2 separate regions of the Homo sapiens genome follow, and region 2 is linked to region 1. A link is an interaction called in ENCODE POLR2A ChIA-PET data of the cell type or tissue named here. Cell type or tissue: MCF 10A. All regions are shown on one strand. Each heading gives the region's core, and the rest is flanking DNA. Links, peaks and the distances in the headings are about the cores only. Region 1 overlaps SYNE2 (spectrin repeat containing nuclear envelope protein 2). Region 2 has its middle 46 kb from the start of SGPP1.

Evidence for each region. Peaks named below come from ENCODE experiments on the same cell type or tissue, not always from the same donor. Only the 100,000 strongest peaks of a DNase experiment are listed, where the experiment ranks them.
Region 2: POLR2A ChIA-PET joins it to region 1 with 5 read pairs; 3 of 35 experiments call an interaction of 5 or more read pairs at or near these places.

Annotation. Positions count from the first base shown.
Region 1 is chr14:63,863,112-63,865,918 of GRCh38, reverse strand. The region is part of intron 1 of SYNE2 (spectrin repeat containing nuclear envelope protein 2); the gene reads right to left. Among named protein-coding and RNA genes, the nearest start is that of SYNE2, 12 kb to the right of the region's middle. RefSeq lists an enhancer at 1,488-1,547. In MCF 10A, for the core only: no CTCF peak of the experiment used is centred there; DNase peaks (open chromatin) are centred at 1,418 and 1,698.
Region 2 is chr14:63,772,287-63,775,093 of GRCh38, reverse strand. It overlaps a transcript of SYNE2 not described here. Among named protein-coding and RNA genes, the nearest start is that of SGPP1, 46 kb to the right of the region's middle. RefSeq lists an enhancer at 1,332-1,391. In MCF 10A, for the core only: no CTCF peak of the experiment used is centred there; a DNase peak (open chromatin) is centred at 1,383.

The sequences.
Region 1 (2,807 bases), core at 113-2,612:
GTTATCTTCCAAGAAGATCCATAAATCCTTTTTTAATGAGCTAGAAGATATGCTAAAGAAAAAGGAATCTCAGAAGTAGATGGAAACAGGTTTTTTGTTTTTGATTTGTAAAAACAAGGTCTTGCTTGGTTGCCCAGCCTGGTGTTCTTTTTTTTAAAGGCCAGATAAATTTCTTTTTTCTTTTCTTTTTTTTTGGGGGGGGGGTGGGTACAGAGTTTTGCTCTTGTTGCCCAGGCTGGAGTGCAGTGGCGTGATCTCGGCTCACTGCAACTTCCACCTCCTGGGTTCACGTGATTCTCCTGAGGTCAGGAGTTCAAGACCAGCCTGCTCAACATGGTGAAACCCCATCTCTACTAAAAATACAAAATCTACTCTCCTCCACTTGGGAGTAGCCTCCAGCTACTTGGGAGGCTAAGGCAGGAGAATCACTCTCCTCCACTCTCCACCCATAAAAGCCCTACTCATCATTCTAGGCCTGGCAATACACCCTCAGCTCAAATGGCAAATGCTTTACAAAATTAGCCCTAACTTCCCCAAAGTTGGCATCACTTGCTTTATGCACCCACAGCACCTTGCTTGTACTTCAGTTGGCACTTCTTCCATTCTAGATAATACTACAGTGACTTGTTTACAAGGCCATCTCCCCCAGTTCCTGAAGAATTAGGGCTCATATATGATTCATTTCTGACTGTCCCCTAAACACCTGATACCTAGCCCCTTGTGTACTGCACCCTTGAACTGAATGTAATAACTAGCATTTGTTACCATGTGTTCTATAGGTACTATGCTTTCTGTTACCTGTATTATCTCAGTAATATAAGTACGTGGGATTTTAGTTTCACTTTTACAGATGAGGAAACTCTACTCAGAGAGGTTAAGTAATTTGCCCAAAATAACACCTCTAGTATATGGCAAAGCTAGAATTTGAACCAGGGGTCAGACTGATTTCAGAACCCAAGCTTTTAACCACTACACTATACCACAGACATTTCTAAAATTCACTTGTTCCTATAGAATGTATGCACACGGAGTATTACTCAAGATCAACACCCCAGGAAATCATATTTAACCCTATCAGCACATGGAGGTCCTTTTGGTTCTGCTCTAGTCCAGGGGCATAAACAGGCAGACTCATGATATCCCAGATTCATTTATTTTTCTCCTTTTTTACCCCCACTCCCAGTCCTCACTACCCCTGAAAAACAAATTAGAAAAGAAATGATTTGGAAGGTAGAGATAAAAAAAGAATTCAATCTTTCACTCCTTGTAAGACACATAATAGTAACAGTAAGTGTATAAGATTTAGCAGCCATATATAACCTAAAAGAATCTGTTGGATCACTTCAAAACATGCTCACCCTGCTCAAACCTGAAATCAACAGCAGTTGCTAAGAAAACACATGACCGACTGCAAGACAACATGATGACTCACCCAAGGAACAAGCTTACCTTCCAGTTCTCAGAAACCATCACCAACAGAGAGTCTTTGTAACCAAATCATCAATCTGTGGTTACAAACATTCAGAAGTTTCTTTTCATCCAGCTCACAAGGGAATATAATCAGTACTGGATTAAACACTTTTATAAAATTAATTATTATCCAGCAGAGGGGAAACTTTCTGCAAAGAAAAATGTACAAAGACTACAAAGGTAACTTATTTTCTTTTAAACAAAGACGTATTAACAGAGGAAAGATTCTTACTCAACATCATCAAATGAGTGACTACAAAGGATATTCTAACAAGAGCAAGCTTAGTAACCTATTTTCTTTGCCATTACACAAGTGCAAATAATAAAACACATCTTGGCCAGGCGCCGTGGCTCACACCTGTAATCCCAGCACTTTGGGAGGCTGAGGCGGGTGGATCACCTGAGGTCAGGAGTTCGAGACCAGCCTGGCTAACCCCGTTTCTACGAAAAATACAAAAAATTAGTCAAGCGTGGTGCCGTGCGCCTGTAATCCCAGCTATTCAGGAGGCTGAGGCAGAATTGCTTGAACCCGGGAGGTGGAGGTTGCAGTGAGCCAAGATCACACCACTGCACTCCAGCGCTGGCAACAAGGGCGAAACTCCATCTCGAAAAAATAATGATAATAAAGATAAAAAAATAAAACATATCTTTAACTCTTTAATAAACAGAATTCTAATAAACAGAATTCATGATAATCATTCCTTTTTTTCTTTCTGAATCACTATCTCAAATTTTTGAACTAAAAGCTCTAATATGCATTATTCTATCAACAATCCCATCATACACTGGCTATAACTCACCATTATACTATAGTAACAGCTTATATGCATTTGAGTTGTGGGGGGTTTTTATTTGTTTTGGAGGCATGGGAGACAGTCTTGAACAGCTTATTTATGTTGTTGAAATGTACAATTAAGATAAAAATATCTTCTGAGTAATATTTTAAAATGAAAATTAGCTAACTCCTATGTTATGACCCATTAATTCATGTATCACACAGAAGCGGCTAAAGATGAAAATCTCAGTCATAAGTGATACAATCAGCTTTTCCTCAGGATACTACAACTTGTCCTCCAAAGCCAAAGTAGGAGAAAACAGGTGGTATGTCTGTAAATCAATTCTGTCCCCTCTCCAAACATGAACTATCCCATAACCTGATCTCCTACTAAATGTGTCATCTCGAACCTTGAAAAAAAGACACCATGGAGCACATTGACTAAGACGAACGGATTTTTAAAATGTATTATGCATCCCCACATGCTGAATACCTTTTCTTTCCAAATGAGGCAACATAACTGCTGAAATGAGTACTGAGAATTCTTAATTTACATATATTA
Region 2 (2,807 bases), core at 253-2,752, 91 kb after region 1:
GAGGCAGGAGAATCACTTGAACCCAAGAGGTGGAGGTTGCAGAGAGCCAAGATCATGCCATTGCACTCCAGCTTGGGCGGCAAGAGTGAAACTCCATCTCAAAATGATAAATAATAAAGTAAATAAATAAATAAATAAAATTAAATTAAAATACTGGCAGATTGCCCTTCCTACATTGTAAGCTTCTTGGAGACACAGATCATGTCATATTATTAATGCTGTAATTCTGTCAGTGCCTAACATGCTGCCTTGCATTTCATTAAATGGCTTAAACTGTTGTTTAAGCCATGCAATTTATGGCATTTTGTTATAGCATATGAAGACAATTATTAATACAATAATTTAAATTCTACCTACCAAATTATAGCTATTTTATTTATTAAAACCTCTCTTTAGCCAAGTGTAGTAATGCACATCTGTAGTCCCATCTACCTGGGAGGCTGAGGCAGGAGGATTGCTTGATCCTGGGACATGGGGGCTGCAGTGAGCCGTGATCACACCACTGCACTACATCCTGGGTGACAGAGCGAGACCCTGTCTCAAAAAAGAAAAAAAAGAAAAAAACTTCTCTCTTGTCTTCAGTTTTCTTTTTTTGTTTCTTTTTTTCTTTTTTTTTTTTTTTTTTGAGACGGAGTCTCACTCTGTTACCCAGGCTGGAGTGCAATGGCTCGATCTCGGCTCACTGCAGCCTCCACCTCCCGGGTTCAAGCAATTCTCTTGCCACAGCCTCCCAAGTATCTGGGATTACAGTCGCCCACAACTACATCTGGCTAATTTTTCTATCTTTAGTAGACATGGGGTTTCACCATGTTGGCCAGGCTGCTCTCAAACTCCTGAGCTCAGGTGATCTGCCCGCCTCAGCCTCCCAAAGTGCTGGGATTACAGGCGTGAGCCACTGCGCCTGCCCAATTTTTTGTATTTTTAGTAGAGATGGGATTTTACCATGTTGGCCAGGCTGGTCTCGATCTCCTGACCTCGTGATCTGCCCGCCTCAGCCTCCCAAAGTGCCAGGATTACAGGCATGAGCCACCGCACCCAGCCTCTTGTCTTCAGTTTTCTGAACTGTACAATGAGGGAAACGTCTTCTAGTGACACTTGAAAATCCATGAAATGCCTTACAAATGCAAAGCATTAATAATTTTATTATAGGTGTAAAAGTCCTATGAGAGGTCAGGATTGCTAAATATATAATCGTATTTCAAACAAGATGTGCTTAGCTCAAACAAGAGATTATTCTATCAGAAGGATAATCACAGATCATCAGAGGCAAATGCATTGGTATCTGCACTTTTCATGTAAAACTGAAGTCTGTTGCTTTAGACATGACAGTCTTGCTCATAATAACCATATTAAACATAGCTTCTTTTTGCTGGGCATGTTGGTGCATGCCTGTAGTCCCAGTTACTCAGGAGGCTGAGACAGGAAGATTGTTTGAACCGAGGAGTTTCAGTCTATAGCATGGTATGATTGCACTTGTAAATAATCACTATATTCTAGCACGGGCAGCATAGTGAGACCCCCATCTCTAAAAAAGTAAAAACAAACAAAGAAAAAACTTATTTTAAAAATAGGCTTTAAAAAATGTAGCGTATTAGCCAGGAGCAGTGGCTCACACCTGTAATCCCAGCACTTTAGAAGGGTGAGGCGGGTGGATTGCTTGAGCCCAGGAGTTTGAGACCAGCCTGGGCAACATGGGAAGACCCCTGTCTCTACAAAATATACAAAAATTCTCAGGGCATGGTCGTGTGCACCCGTGGTACCAGCTACTTAGGGGCCTGAGGTGGGAGGATTGTTTGAGCCCGGGTGGTTGAGACTGCAGTGAGCCGTGATTGAGCCACTGCATTCCAGCCTGGGTGACAGAGTGAGACCCTGTCCAAAAAAAATTTTTTTAAGCAATAAAATAAATAGCATTTAAATAAATTTATAATAACAAAATGGAGTTTAAACAGTAAAATTTATTATATGAATAATAAACAACAATAAAATGGCAAATAACTTCTTTTAAAATGTAATATAGGCTGGGCGCAGTGGCTCATGCCTGTAATCCCAGCACTTTCGGAGGCCGAGGCGTGCAGATCATCTGAGGTCAGGAGTTCGAGACCAGCCTGGCTAAAATGGTGAAACCCCATTTTACTAAAAATACAAAAAATTAGCCAGGTGTGGTGGTGTGCACCTGTAATCCAAGCTACTCGGGAGGCTGAGGCAGGAGGATCACTTGAACCTGGGAGGTGGAGGTTGCAGTGAGTCGAGATGGCTTCATTTCACTATGGCTTGGGCAACAAGGGCAAAACTCCATCTCCAAAAAAAAAAGTAATGTAGCTTAGATTTTTGTTTTGTTCTGTTCTGTTTTTGAGACAGAATCTTGCTCTGCCGCCCAGGCTAGAGTACAGTGGAATGGTCTCGGCTCCCTGAAACCTCTGTCTCCCGGGTTCAAGTGATTCTCCTGCCTCAGCCTCCCGAATAGCTGGGATTATAGGTGCACACCACCGCACTCAGCTAAATTTTGTAATTTTTGGTGGAGATGGGGTTTCACCGTGTTGGCCAGGCTGGTCTCAAACTCCTGCTCAAGTAATCCATCCACCTTTGCCTCCCAAAATGCTGGGATTACAGGTGTGAGTCACCGCGCCTGACCTATAGCTTAGATTTCTTAAAAGTAAAAGATGTATTGCTAATAGGTAGCTTGATGGAGAAAAGAAGTACTGTTTGCTGAGGTTTTTTGTTTGTTTGTTTTTTTGTTTTTGAGATGGAGTCTCATTCTGCCGCCCAGGCTGGAGTACAGTGGCATGACCACAGCTCACTGCAGCCTC